2 separate regions of the Homo sapiens genome follow, and region 1 is linked to region 2. A link is an interaction called in ENCODE POLR2A ChIA-PET data of the cell type or tissue named here. Cell type or tissue: PC-9. All regions are shown on one strand. Links, peaks and the distances in the headings refer to the core of each region. The heading gives the core; the rest is flanking DNA.

The links. Peaks named below come from ENCODE experiments on the same cell type or tissue, not always from the same donor. Only the 100,000 strongest peaks of a DNase experiment are listed, where the experiment ranks them.
Region 1: POLR2A ChIA-PET joins it to region 2 with 10 read pairs; 3 of 35 experiments call an interaction of 5 or more read pairs at or near these places.

Annotation. Positions count from the first base shown.
Region 1 is chr4:168,813,296-168,821,265 of GRCh38, reverse strand. All of the region lies in intron 10 of PALLD (palladin, cytoskeletal associated protein), which reads right to left. Among named protein-coding and RNA genes, the nearest start is that of PALLD-AS1, 170 kb to the right of the region's middle. RefSeq lists enhancers at 4,126-4,761, 4,762-5,396. In PC-9, for the core only: no CTCF peak of the experiment used is centred there; no DNase peak of the experiment used is centred there.
Region 2 is chr4:168,483,041-168,491,010 of GRCh38, reverse strand. LOC107986198 (a long non-coding RNA gene) reads left to right here. Exons shown (of 4, transcript XR_001741448.3): 3 at 561-653; 4 at 1,703-4,261. Among named protein-coding and RNA genes, the nearest start is that of DDX60L, 6.5 kb to the right of the region's middle. RefSeq lists an enhancer at 2,925-4,124. In PC-9, for the core only: no CTCF peak of the experiment used is centred there; DNase peaks (open chromatin) are centred at 3,500 and 3,830; H3K4me3 peaks cover 998 bases; H3K27ac peaks cover 2,500 bases.

The sequences.
Region 1 (7,970 bases), core at 3,247-5,746, 330 kb before region 2:
ACACTTTCACACATGCAAATTTAACTTCAGGTGAAATAATTGAGTCTATTTTCCACTACTTTGGGGAGGAGGATGGATTAGGTAAAGATAATTCCTTCAAATCATTCCTTTATATGGAGATTCAACTAAATACCCTCACTGTGAGTTACAGAGTAGATTACTCTGGGCATATCTTTATGTCTGCGACATTTGGAGCTTGGATGTTGTGGACAAGCAAAGCATGCGACTTGCTAAATCTTTTTCCATACTGATGTGACAGGAATCATAACCCAAAGAAATACAGAGACATTGATTACTCAATAACTCTTATTGCGATCCTCACTTAATAAATAATAGTATCATTAGATTCCTTCACTGGTATGACATACAACATTGCAAAATTTATATATGTCTGTCCTCCAAATTTTCACTGATGCAGGTAATTTTTGGAGTTATCTGTGTAACTATCATTCTCATATTCAAATAGAAAAATTATCACCTGGATACCTGGCTTCTGGAAGCCCATCATTTTATTTACTCAAAGTAGAAGTTCTTCCTCATACCTTTGGTCATAGTCAAGAGAATTGTCATCTGCTTGGGATACTTTAGGTGTATTTTCAAAAACTTTCACTGAACACCTACTGAAGTAATGCAAGTTCATGCTTAAGAGCTCATGCTTTGGGTGTAAATCCCAAGGCTGATACTTTGTCTAAATCTCAACATACGCACTTGTGATGCATATGTATCCATACGCATAACTGGCACTATTTCTCCATGTTCTTTTCTAGTCCTCAAAGCATAGCTATACAAATAGCTTGCAGTTTCACAAGGTAACTATTATTTTATCATTTATCATAAACATTCTTGCCTTCATAGGCTTAATTGTTACTAGTTTTAATTGCTGCGTAATATTCCATTGCTAGGTGTAAGGCTTTGGGGAAGTTATTTAACCTCTCTGTGCCTCAGTTTCCTCCTCTAGTAAAATGAGAATAATAGCACTGCACACCTGATTAATTGCTGCAAGGATTCAACGAGACTTTGGAAAGCATTTGGCACGGCGCACATGGCATTGCTGCCAATAAGTTTAGTTATTACTGAGAAACATGACTTCTGCCACTAAGGAGTTAACATTCTAAATAAGTAACTAGATGAAGCAGAATCACCTTGCCTAAGACAAGACTATAAATTGTCTAGAGCTCCTTCAAACTCTTAAGTCTTTCGAAGTAAGACTGATGGAAGTACTGTTTAAGTTCGCCACAGGAGAGGGGCAAGAAGGCAAAGGCAGCAAGTAGAGCTCTAGAGAACAGCCATTAAGGATTTAACTACTATTTTCAACAAAGGAGTTGGCTCTGGCATTAACTCTTTATGAGACCCTGCACGATTCACTTCGAGTCCTGTGTCTCCATTTTCAAATCTCCACTATAGAGGGTTGGATGAGATTACATTTAACATTCTATGATTACTCAATAGTTATTATAAGCCATCACAGGAAATTCTATAAATATATATTTACTTCTTTGCTTCTCCTCTGCTTTTTGACACCTGGGTGTGTAAATAATTTCTGCATTGTTCTAAGTCGCAATTAATTTTCCCTGGAAATGCAATAATTCAAACAAGCTGATTTATGCAAAATGCTTTCTAATCATTTGGAGTTCTTTATAATTACTCCCAGCAGTAGCGGGGTCACCAAAACAAAAGCATGGAAAGATTAAATGAACTGCTCTTTGTGAGAACAGTTTATTATGTGATCTCAATGTCAGGATTGGCTCCCAATTGCCATTCAGGGCTTTAGAAGGAGATCCTGATGCAGGTGCTCTGAATCTTCTCTTTAAACTGGGGTGCTGCTGATGACGGTGTTTAATCCTGGGCTGACTCTGCCAGTCTCTGGTTACCTCACATTATTCACAGCTATACCGGAGGAATCACACACACACACACACACACACACACACACACACAAATGGTCTCGGAGCCTCTGCAGTTACATTTTTGTGGGTGATTGTTTTTCTCACAAAAGAATTACACTTGCTATTTTTAAATAATTGACATTTTGCTATTTTTGCTAGCTTTGCTATTTTTAAATAATTGACAAGTCAAATCAGTAAGTAAAACAGTTCTGTAAATGGCAAAGTCTATTACAACATCACTAACTAGCTACACAAAACTTTGTGACTTATATTTGCTGGATAGGTAAACTCTGAAGCCTCAGTTCTTTCTGACTCTGGAATCCTGCCTCTTGCCTGTAAGCTTGTTCATCATCATCTTTTTTTGAAAGGCATTTATTATTGAAAAACACAAAATAAAGATGACAAAAAATCTACCTCTATGTATGTATAACACACTAGCACTATTTCACCATGTTCTTTTCTAGTCCTCAAAACATAGCTATACAGATAGTGTGTAATTTTACAAGGTAACTTTTCGTCATTATTGTATCATTTATCATAAACATTTTTTGCCTTCATAGGCTTAATCATTACCAGTTTTAATTGCTGCATAATATTGCATTGTTGAGATAAGAGAATATTCTGTGTATTTGACTTCTAAATTTTTTGTTTTGAAATTATAAAAAATATGCTATACTAAACATCTTCAGGCTTATACATTTCTTTTCCCATTTTGAGTTACTTCCTCAGGGCAAATACTGAGAAGTATGATTTTGAAGTCAAATACTCTTTTTACCACTATTTATTTATTTATTTGAGACAGGGTCTCACTCTGTTGTCCAGGCTGGAGTACATGGTATAATCATGGCTCACACAGTCTTGACCTCCTGGGCCCAAGCCATCCTCTCAAGCAGATAAGACTACAGGTGTGCACCGCCACGTCTGGCTTTTTCGAAATATTTTTTTGTAGAGATGGAGTCCCATTATATTGCCCAGCCTGGTCTCCAACTCCTGGGCTCAAGTGATCCTCCTGCCTCAGCCTCCCAAAGTGCTGGGATTACAGGCGTGAGCCAGCACACCCAGCCTTTTTTCCCTGCTCTTGACATCTATTGTTAAATTGCTTAAAAAAAAAAAAGTCAACTAGTGAAGCATTGGTAGGATGGAGCTTGGTCATTAAAATGACTATTCGTGGGCATAACACTGTGTCTCATTTTAATTTTTTCTTTGTTTGTGATAATAAACATTTTGTCATAAGCCTAACATTTTCTTGAAGCATGATCAAGGTAGCTTATTCAATAGAGTTTATATTTCAGTTTAAGTGGGGGGCAGGTTATTTTTGGAGCCAGAATACACTACATTGTAAGATCATCTACATGCCGTGGTCAATCTTTGTGTGTTCCCTATTTTGCACTCCAGTTTAGCTCTCTACCCAAACTCTTCTGGGCAGGTTCTGGTAGTTTCTGATTCAAGTGTGGGCTGTCCAATTTTGTATTTTGCATGAGAACAGAAGGATAGATTTGTTCAATTGCCAATCCTAGAGTTGCCAACAATTTAGTTATTGAGGGCTTTCAAAAGTCTTACCCAGGATGAATGTCTTCTATTTATTCCTAGTTGCAGACATAAGTAAATTGATTTCTTGGTTAATAGAAATAATTTCTCAATGTTGGTTTTGTAGGACAAAAAAAGGTTGTTTCAAATTATGTTTAGGAGTATCTGAAATTCTCCTTCCAAATCTTTGTTCTCTTCCACCCGTACTGCAAAAAAAGTATCAAAATAAGAGCAGCATTTATCCATAGGATCAGTGACATATTATTGGCCACTCTGGAGAGTTGGGGAGATGGTATTGAGAAGATTAAAACAAGTACTGACAGTTTCTTTGCGTAATTTGCCTCTTTTGACATCTTTTTCAGTAACTATCAACATATTTAAGTTAGACACTGTATCTAATGGACATTTAACTGGCTTGTTAAGAGGTAAGATTTTTCTCAAAGGATACAGTTATAATTCAGTGTTCAGGACATGTCTGAAAATGGGTTTCCAGATATTTCTGTTGGTTCTTGGAAACTTCCATCATCTTGGGCTAAAAGTTTCATGCATTACACATAAAGGGAATGTGATGGTGCGTCTAATGCACAACTTGCGTTTTTCTGTCTTTAACAAAAGCATGCTTATTATTGCCATTGCCACTGAAAGAGCTTCTAAACATCTCTTCAGACACATGTCTATAAAAAGCCAACAGAAAGGGATAGATACGATCTGTTTTTCTCACTCCAGCTGAAAGACCAGAGATACTTCTTTCCCTGTTTATTTTGTGGAACAAGTAAAACAAAAATCCTTTGCCCTTTCTTCTTTGCCTATTTTTACTCTCCGCAATTGCCTTGAGTCCCTGACACACTTCTATTCTGAAATACTTCAGCACTCACTTCCTTATTTGGTCGCTGGAACTGCTCTTTGTCTTGTTCAAACATTCTGCCAAGCTTGCAGCCTCCCTTCACCCCCGCCCCTTGCCCACGGCTCCCCCTTTTCTACACACACACACACACACACACACACACACACACACACACACACACACACACACACGGGGCTAGCTCCAACAGGTCACTCTGACTCAGCCTTCTCTGTAGCTCACTAGCCAATCCCCCATCAGTTATGCCCATTTAAGGAGTACCTTTTGGAAACCATAAAGGACCAGAGAGTTTTCAGCTGTTTAAAAAGACTGCTATGTTGCATCACTGGAAGTCACCGCAAAGCATGTATTTCACACAATTGCCCTCATCCTATGGCAGGGTATGTATTAAAAACAACCACCACCAAAAAAAACCCAAAAACAAAACTCCAGGCTGCTTAATTAGTGGTTACTTTATTCCTCAGTGTTTTGGCAGTTAGATTTGGCTGATAGAGGCAGAGTTCACTATCTGGTTAGTTGTCAATGTTCTCTAATCTATGATTCATGCCAAGCACTCCAATCTAATACTTAAAAAAAATATATATATATATATATATATATACACACATACACATATAACATAGGTCTAAGTAGATGTGCCAATAACACAAAGTAAAGCTCTGGGTTCCTAAGCGAAGAACACACATTTTCAATAAATGTTCCCTTTGCTCTCTTGTGTTGAAAACAAGCAGGCATTTGGAGTGCTGAAGGCTATTTTCTGGTTTCTCTGCTCAGATGTGAGTGAGGAAAGCACGGCTCTCTGCATTCCCTATTTAAGAAAGAGCTGTAATGGTCCCATCCAATAACACAGAGCAGTGTTTCCTTACATATAAACAACTGAGAAATTCCTTGGGCAAGCACATAGCCTTTTGGTTCCCGGAACAAAGCGGATGGTGGTATTCATTATGTCAAATAAACACATCATCCACACTCCAAAGGGAAACCTGAAACAATAAGCTGAACAAAGCAGTTTTCAAGGTTTTAATCCTCTTGCAATTAGCCCTTGTCTAACTCAACTGAAAAATTAAGAGTGAGCGATTTTCCCAGAAGAAAGTACCCTTAAGTGATTAAATATCCACAGTTTGTTCCCAATACTTGTTCTGAAAAAGAATTGGAGCTCGTTTTCAGAGGCAAGTAATCTAAACATACAGGATATCCTATCGCTTAGTATTATTTCTCATTTAGCCACCGAAAATGGTCTGTACCTTCCCTCGTCCACCGTGTTAATTCCTGCAGCCCTGTTACTGGGCAGGCATTGGGCTATCCGCTCCAACCAACCTTTATAGTTTCCACTTTGATCAGAATAAGCAGCAGATCAAATCCTATAGGAAGCACGTTCTCTCCCTGCCTTGTTACCATTCAGTCGATTTTGCATATTTGTGTTCACCATGGTGACCAATGTGGAAATAGTGTTTAGCTTATGAAATTCCCAAAGTGTATTTCCCTATTTTATGGAGGACAGTTTTAGACTGGCTTGGATGCATTCTTGTTGGAGGAAGACTCAAATCCTTCTTGGATATAGGCAAGGTGTAAGTGACAAATATACTTTCAACTATTTCCACCAGTTAGAATCTCAACGAGCCTGGATGTGCCTTACAAAGTGACTTGTGGGTTCAAACTTGTTTAGGTTTTAGAGCACATGGAAGTTGTGAATGTTTGCACACTATTACACTTCATTCTATTACAGGAGCACCAAGCAATTCTGCTAAAAGAAAATGATGCTAGTGTATGCCTGCAATATTGAAACAGTCACAAGCATATGTCCATGAGAAATGAAATCTGTCAAAGCCCTTCCAAGTTAATTTTAAAATGTTTACATTTGCTCATTCATCTTGTTCTTGAAAAGAAAAATGGCAGAGGTCACTAAAAGATTAAAATATTCGCCGGGCACAATGGCTCATGCCTATAATCCCAGCGCTTTGGGAGGCCGAGGCAGGTGGATCATTTGAGGTCAGGAGTTCAAGACCAGCCTGGCCAACATGGTGAAACCCCGTCTCTACTAAAAATACAAAAATTAGCAAGGCATGGTGGTACACAACTGTAATCCCAGCTACTTGGGAGGCTGAGGCAGGAGAATTGCTTGAACCCAGGAGGTGGAGGTTGCAGTGAGCCGAGGTCGCGTCACTGCACTACAGCCTGGGTGACAGAGCGAGACTGTGTCTCAAAACAAACAAACAAACAGAAAAGATTAAAATAGCCATTGTCTTTTAGGAGAAAAATTTTAAATTGAGAAAATTATAGACATTCGGGAAAGAGGGTCACTGTTCACTTTCAGCCCAGTGTCTTCAGAAGCATCACTGGAGAACTGTTGGAATCAAGAACCTAGTCCAAGACTTGGCTTAGAGACCTGCACTCTCCTGCCGTTTTTGCTGCAACGCAGTTATGTCGCTTTTGAGGAAGTAATTTCGTCCTATGAACCTTATTTTCCACATCTATAAAGTACAGACCTCATTTTAAATCAGAATTCCCAACATGGTTCGGTTTCATCCTAACAGAAATTATACAGTTGCTTAAGGCAGTCCATATAATCTATTAGTTAATGCATTTCCACCCTCATTGTCCCTGCACTGCTGGTAGATATATTTGATACATAAATTAAGGGATTCAGAATTTCAATTCTTAGTGCAAAAAAATCAGGAATTGGTAGATTGAAATGATTTCAAATAATTTCCCCAAATCTTAACTCCCAAACTTTCAGGACAGTTGGTTCTTATATTTTTGGTGTGTAGCCTTCACACTGATAATTTCCAAATTCAGCCAAAATTTTAGGCTTAGACTCAACCTTTCTCATTGTTTTCTTGGGATCAGTCTCAAACTTTCTGAGACTGGTTTGGAACGTCTCAAAAATGCTGGCAAAATGTATTATTGATAGCGTCTTAATACATTTTTTTGTTGTTGCTTCATCCCACACTGTCTCTATCGAATTCAGAGTTTACTTTAACTTGATTCTATTTCCCATCACTGAAATTCCTCCCACTCTCATCTTCCCCTGGGCTCAGGGATATCCTGAGGGATGCTGTGAGGTTCCATAATGAAAAGGGGCTCAGAGATGTGGGGAGAAGGTTCCTTATGCACACATTATTTGGTTATAATAGCCTTTCCAAAGCTTCATGAATGATTTGTTTTTTGAGGGAGGTCCAAATATTATACAGATCAAGTTTACCATTTAAAATATATCCAATTATGCGAGACAGAATCATACAGCAGCTCACATCTGTAATCCCAGCTACTGGTGAGGCTGAGGCAGGAGGGTCACTTGAGGCCAGGAGTTTAAGACCAGTCTGGGCAACACAGTGAGACCCCCAACTCTAAAACATTTTTTAAAAATTAGCTGGGTGTGGTGGCATGTGCCGGCAGTCCTAGCTACTGAGGAGGCTGAGGTGGGGGGATTGCTTGAGTCCAGGAGTTTGAGGCTGCAGTGAGCCACGATCACACCACTGCACTCCAGCCTGGGTGACAGAGCAAGACCTTATCTCTAAAATCAACCAACCAATCAACCAATCAATCAGATAATGTTATTTTTGTTGTTGTTGTTGTTGTTCTGTAACTGCCTTGCTCCAAAGCAGGGGAAGAGATACATTAAAAGCCCTTCTTTTATAGCCCTTGTTTACCTAGGAAAGTGTTGGGCATGATGTAGAGTGAAAAGCACTAACTTG
Region 2 (7,970 bases), core at 2,343-4,842:
ATTATTTTGAATTGGCAGCATATATTAAATAACTACATACGTTTTGATTTATTTCTTGGCCTTGTTCAGTTCCACTGACTTCCCCCTCATTATTAAAAAACTGGATTCCTATTTCACTTCATTCAGCAAATTGAAGTTCTTTTGGCTCACATGAATTGGAAAAAAAATCATAGTGGAATGGATAAATATGTATGTAGTCATAGAAATATATTCAAGATAGATTTAGGATAAAAAGAGTATACATGAGAGTGTGTTAGAGCATCATCATATTTGTATGTATACTTATATCTATTTTTATAATTTCTCTCTCTTTCCTGACATATGAATAAAACATTTTGAAGTTTTCCTCGAAGATGATAGGTTAATTTTGGTGAGAAAATGCATTCTGACTAGGATGCAAATAGGGTTGTATGTTGACTCCAACATACATGCTGTATTGTTATTTTAAAAATGGCATCAGAGAAAAAAAATGGCATCAGAGATTATCTTGACTGTTACTGTTTCTTACTCTTTATACTTTTCCCTATCAATAATTATGATTTTTAAATGTGTTTTCTAAGGTACTAAAACAAGAGGTGATACAGAAATAAGCTATCCCAAATATAGCATTAAGTGAAACAAACACATCGTATACTAGTTATTATATCCGGAAGGTAAGATTAAAGGAAACCTTCATTTTTTTCTTTTTGTGTTTGAAATTTGTATGTATTTGCATTATATTTATCATCAAATTGCTGTGCTCAGTGGTACCTGTCTGTAGTCCCAGCTATGCGGGAGAATGAGGCAGGAGGATCCCTTGAGCCCAGGACTTTGAGGCCAGCCTGGGTAACATAATAAGACTCCATTTCTCAAAAAGGAAAAAAAAAAAAAAAAAAAAAAAATTCCGGTCATGAGCCTGAAGTCCATTTAATCTTAAAAAAACCTTTCTTAATTGTTTAATCCACTAGAGAGTAAAATTTTTTTAAGTCTTTGGGTATAAAATAGAGAATAATCAATTAAAGAAATTTTGAATGCAGTATGTTTCTATTTGGAGAATAAAAAAAAACTTTACTGACTTTAAAAATCTTAAACCAGATTTCCTCTACTGTGGATCAGCTCTTGTGAGCTGATTTGCAAATCAGACCCATATACAAGCGAACCATATTCTGCATATACTGTATGAACATTCACCTTCATCTGGCTACTTTTAAAATGTCATAACCTTTGATCCACTCTCTCTCTGATCTGTTCCAAGGACAGAATCCTAACTACAGTAAACACTTTACATAAAAACACATTTAATTCTGTATTATTTATAGAAGAAAAAATCAAAGCAATCTAAATGTGCATGTTATGGAATGGCTTAAACTCATGGAATTTTAAAGTAGCCATAAAATATGATTTTTCTGATGTGTTTATATTAAAGGAAAAATGCCGATTATATTATGCTAAGGGAAACAGGAAGAAAATCAATAGTCTTTGAAGTCCGAATATAACTTAAAAAAAGTTAAGACTCTTTGCATGGCTGGAAGTTTTAATGCTTTAAACTGAGTTGCTTTTGACATTTTACTACGTATGAAGACATCAATAAACTGTATAGGGTGATTTTTTTTTCCTCTACTAGAAAGAAAAGGCAAATCTACCAAGATAATTAGTTATTTAGAAAGGCTTTGACATTTATTTGACCTAAATCAAAATGAACAATATTTTGTTTCTCTTAAAGTTTGCATTTTATATGCCTCATGGAGATACTTAGCGATATTCAGCAACCTTGCAAATGGAGTGGTCTCTGCCAGACAGCTACTAACAGCTGTAGAACAATTTCAGAAGCTGCTTACCCAAGAAGTCTAATGTGGAAGGACATGGCTGTCACTGCCTGGGGAAGCAAATAGGAAAGAATATGACAAAGGAGGAAATCAGCTGTTGGACCAAAGAATTTAAACTTTGATAAAATGCCAACCGTCGAAGACAGTTGCTGTCTCACACAAAATCCCAAGAACTGTGCATACTCTACTTCTGTCAGCCTAGCAATTTGCTCAGCTATTGCTATTTTGGGAAGGAATTTCCACCAAGCTGGCGTATCTTCAGCCCCTGAGGTTTCCTCTGATTGACTGATTAACAGGTGTTGAAAAAGCCTGTTGTAGAAATATCACAGACCCAGTGTGCTCGTTTGACTTCTGTAACTGTGACTGTAGTTTCATTGAATATATTGTTTCTTAAGAAGACTTTCTGCAGGGTAAAATCAAAACAGATTATTTATAACATTTTTAGGTAATTACTTTTCCATAGAGACAGCATATGCATTTGTTAATATGCTTTATTATTTATGAATTATAAATTGAATATGGTACTAATGATTGTGCAGATGAAAGCTAAATTAATATAACACAGAGTGAACTTGTCAAAGAAATGTTGGCATTATAAGCCTAAAAATGCAGTCAGCCCTCCGTGGACTCTACATTTGGTAATTCAACCAACAGTGCATCCAAAATATTTTTAAAAAGCCAACAATACAACAATGAAACATAATACAAATAAAAACAATATAGTATAACACCTATTTATAAAGCATTTACATTGTATTAGGTATTGTAAGGAATCTGGAGATGATTTAAAGTATATGGGAAGATGTGTCTAGATTATATAAAACACTACACCATTTTTTTTTATAAGGAACTTGAGCATCTGTAGATTTTGGTATCTGCAGGGAGTCCTGAAACCAATCCCTCTTGGATACTGAGGAACAACTGTAATCATATTTTTCTAAGAGATAAAAGGAAATTGAATGGAATTAAGGCTAGGTTATCCAAGTGTACCTGATTCCTGACAAGCCAAGTCTGAATGATGAGCAGGACTTTGAATTACTTTGACAGAGGTGTACCCTTTAGGATGCCCACTCAATCATCAGTGAAGCAGGCACCCCAGAGCCAGAAGTTTCCATGGAAGTCTTCACCTACCTTGCCTACCTCCAGTGAGTTGTGATAGGACCTCTCCTGAACCCACAAAACAGATCCAATCAAGTTCCACCTTCCATTCATGGACTTTCCCCTCTTCATTGCCTCACGCAATGTCATAGCTGGAAGAGTTGATCTTGTCTGACCTCCCAAGAGAAGATGTCTTATCCAAAATCACAAAGCTGCCAAATGTCAGCTGGGCTGAGAAGTGGCTGGTCCTACTCTTCGACTGTCTGGGCCAGCCCAGCCTGGGGAGGTGCTATCAGTGCGAGGCCCATAGTCCCTGAAAGCTTCACAGAAATGGGTGAAGATGGGGAGAGAGCTTCTCACGTCCTAGTTAAAGACTGGAATAATCATTAACTTTGCTTAGTGTTGCCCAATAAACAAGCTTAGCAGATGAGTGAGAAGGCAAGGAAAGAGAATCAGACTTGGGATCTAGAAGCTGAGATGACCTTAGGGACACTATTCTGCCTCAGGCCACTCTGAGGAATTGGGAGCTTCTAACTGGGCTGGGTAGGCAGCTATTACGCACTGGTGTTTATGTCTGGTATGAAAAGTGACTGGGGGAGGTGGGGAGATTTTAAATCAGTCAATGATCATAGGTGTGGACGGTGAGTAATAAGGAGATAAATGGAATTCAGTAGCATAAAGGGTGAAGCCTCGTCCTTTGAGCTTTTCTGAGAAACCCAAGTGGTATGCAGCTAGAGAGGTGGGGGCTGCGGATGACAGTGGGTCAGAAAGTTGATAGGGGGACACTGATCAAGTAGAAAGCCACGGGGGATGGATGAGGACTTCAGTTATTCCTCTGAAGAAAAAAAGAAGTAGCTTTATGAGAGTATATTAATTCAGATCAAGGGAGTGAGCCCAGGCAGAGGTTATGAGTAAAAAGGGGTGGAGTTTTACCACTGTGAGTCAAGAGTGAAGAGCCTGCTGAATCATGTAGGGGTGAGGATGTTGGTGATAGGGCAGACCCCTTCCAGGGCAGAAGGCCTGGAATGCAATCAGTTCCCCACAGAAAGGACTAAGGTCTACTGTCCCAGCAATGCAAGTTCACACCTAAAAGCAAGGGTGTAGGATCAAGTCTCCAAAACCCGAGAGATCAGCTGCAGTGCATACCCTGCTCCCTGGCCTGCTCTGGTCCCTGTCCCCATCAGGGTCACTTCAGATGGCAGTGCCTGGCTTACCAGCCATCTGTCTGAAGAATTAACTCTGAGGCATTCACTAAACACACTTAGGCCATCAAACCTCACACCATATACCAACATAAATTCAGGTGCTAAATGGAAAAAACAAAACCAAAAATAACCATAATAAAATACATGCCTTTTTGTTTGTTTGTTTTTTGGCTCTATGGTAGTGAAGGAGTTTTCTATCCATAAGGGCAAATGAAGGAAATATAAAGGCACAGTGCGATAAATCTGATGACTTTTAAAAGCTCCTAACTGTGAAACTAAAACAAAATCTTCATTTAAAAAGAAGAAAAGGCAAGTTAAAAAAATGAAAGGAAACCTTGGCAAGATGTGGCCTTGCAATTCAATAAGAAAAAACACATGGATAGGAAAATGAGCAGTATATTTAAAATTTATAAGACAATAGATATATGAAATAATATAGTCAGCCTTCTGTGGCTTCTACATCTGTGGATTCAACTAACCATGGATCAAAGATATTCAGAAATATTGAACATGTATACTTTTTTCTTGTCATTCTCTAAACAATACAGTATAACTGTTTACATAGTATTTACATTGTCTTAAGTATTATAAGTAATCTAGAGATGATTTAAAATTTATATGCAAATATGCCATTTCATAAGGGACTTGAGTATCCATGGATTTTAGTATCCAAGAGGGTCCTGGAACTAGTTCCCCATGGATAACTAGGGACAGCTACATATTACATTATCTTGACTTAATTTTGTCTCAAAAACTGTCAAAAAAGCCACTAGAACAATGATCAGTATTAGAGAAAAAACAAACCAAAAAAGAAAAAAATCCAGTGTTAGATTGTCAAACACGTAAGGAATACAATTTGTTATACTATTTTTATATTAAATTTCATTTCTTGATTTTTTCTTTAACATATATCCAAAACAAAAGGAACATGTATACATGAATTGTTCAAATATTTAATAAAAGTAAATTATAAATAAGATAAAATCTCAATGTATTTGCCATGACATGCCTTCTTATCACATTCAAAGTAAAAGTCACAGTCTCTTTTGTTCTCTGGGATCAGGCATGATCTGCCTCCTCACCTTATCTTTGTGACATTCTCCCACTCTTGCCTAGTCCTTCAGCTTCAGTCACACAGGCCTCTCTAATGCTCCTTGAACCCACATGGCTCACTCTATCTCAGGGATTTCCCTGTCCCTCAGCCAGGCTTGGTCTCTCCAAGAAAAAAGAATGGCCTAACTTCCTTCCAATCTTTAGTCAAGTCACCTTCTTAGTGGGACTTTCCCTGTCTATCCTATCTAAAATTTCATCTTCTTTTCCCATCAGGATTTGATATCTCCTCTTCTCTATGTATTTTTTCTCTTATAGCTTATTTTTATCTAACACAATGGACTTTTTACTTCTCTTGTTATTGTTTATATTCTTTACTAGAATGTAAACTCTGAAGGAAGGAGTTTTTAATATTTTGTATCAGTGTATAAAAAGTGTCTGGCGTAGTAGGTCACCATACATACATGTTTAGTGAATCCCTAGAAAGGAATGTCCAGAAATTACGATGTTTGAATGCATATGGATTGATATTACTGTTGCCACTCAACACAAGGCTTTAAGACTTTTTAAGACAGAGTAAGACCCTGTTATCTGTCTCATAACTCAAGGAAGGACAAGCTACCTAGTGCTACATTCATGGTTCTCAGTATTTCCTGAAGAGAATAATAATAATGATACCTGCATCCTATTGCTTTGTGTCTGATCTCTTTACAACATTGAATTCACTTAATCCTTTAACAACTCTGTGGATTGTTTTTAACTCCCGTTTTAGAGATGAAAGACAGAGGTTAACTTACCCAATACACTGAAGCTAATACGTGATGGAACTGTTATTAGAGAGATCCTCTGAATCAAAACACTTACTTGTCACCATTAAGGTATAGTGTTTGGGAGCTCTAAAAAAAGATGAAATACCAATAGGCAGATTAATCTGAAAGCAATGAGGAAATGCTAATGGATTTTAAGACAGGGAGTAACATGATCAGGTTTACATGCTAGAGAAATTACCCTGGCAGGAGAGTGGAAAACAGAATGGAGAGAACAGGCTGGAGTCAGGAAATGAATAGGCTTTTGCAATAAACCAGATGACAACACATGAGGCTCATTCTAGTGAGTGGAAGGAATGACATAAAAGAGAATATGGAATTCAGATGTATCAACTGTGGTGAGCCAAGATCATGCCATTGCACTCCAGCCTGGGAGACAGATCAAGACCCTGATTCAAGTTAAAAAAAAAGAAAAGAAAAGAAAAAGAAAGGAGAGGCTGGTATAAAATCTTGAATATCACCAATAGGTCAATAAATCGTGGACTACATAGCACTGTTTGAATTTGGCAATTAATAGGTCATCATGAATGAGTTTGGCAGAGGAGCTTCAGGGCAGATTCTGGTCTAAAGATAGACTAGACCAATAAACTTTAGGACTTTGAAGGAGAAGTGGAGATGATGACTGTATACCCTTATGAAGTGCCATGATCAAAAGGAGGAGATGAGGCCCTGGTGTGGTAGTTCACACCTGTAATCCCAGCACTTTGGGAGGTTGAGGCGGGCAGATCACCTGAGGTCAGGAGTTCGAAACCAGCCTGGCCAACATGGTGAAACCCCATCTCTACTAAAAATACAAAAATTAGCCAGGCATGGTGGCATGCACTTGTAATCTCAGCTAACCAGGTGGCTGAGGCAGGAGAATCGCTGGAACCCGGGGGGCAGAGGCTGCAGTGAGCCGAGATCATGCTACTGTACTCCAGCCTAGGCGACAGCAAGACTCCGTCAAAAAAAAAAAAAAAAAAAAAAGTGAAATAGGGCAGGGCTCATTCTTGTAATTGTTTTGGAGGGGAAAGTGACTTTATCATTTTAATGGAATGAATAGTAAATGCCAGTTGCATTAGATTCCTATTGTTGCTATAGCAAGTTACCACAAACTTGGTGACTTAAAACACACATTTGTTACAATTCTGGAGGTCCGAAGCCTAAAAATCAAGGTATTGGTAGGGCTACATTATTTCTAGGGGGTCTAACGGGGAGTCTGTTTCCTTACCTTTTCCAGCTTCTACAGGGCACATGTATTACTTAGCTTGTGGTCCCTTTCTCCATGTATAAGCCAGCAGCACAGCATCTTCTCTCTCCTCTGATCTCCCATTTCTCTCTTACAAGGACCCTTGAGATTACATCGGGCCTACTCTGGAAAATCTAGGATAATCCTCCATCTCAAGATCTTTAAATTAATCACATGCAAAGTTCATTTTGCCCTGTAAGGTAACATGCACACATTCTGGGGATTAGGGCATGCACAGCTTTGGGAGCCATTTATTTGTCATTGCACTCTCTGCCCCAAACATTCTCATCAATTCCATATGCAAAATGAGCCATTCCAAGGTCCCCCCAAAGTCCTAATCTATTGTAGTATCAACTTAAGTCCAAAAATCCCATCTAAATCTCATCTGCTGAAAAGACCTAAATGATTAAATCAGGTATAGTTGAGACTTTGGGTATGAACCATCCTGAGGCAAAATTTCTCTCCATATGTGAAGCTTTAAGACTAGAAAACAAGTTATTTGCTCCAAAAATACAATGGTGGAACAGGAATAGGGTACCAGTTACAGATATTCCTGTTCACAAAGGGAGAAAATGGAAGGAGAAAAAGCCAAGAAATTTCAAAAATCTGCAAGGCTAACTCCATAGGTTTTAAGGCCTGTGAATAACCATTTGTGTCTCTAGGCTCTGCCCTCAGAGTCATCCTTCATGAAAGATAGCACAAGTTTGGGGCTGAATAGTTTTATCAGACTGTTTATTGCTTATGGAATTTTGGGAGT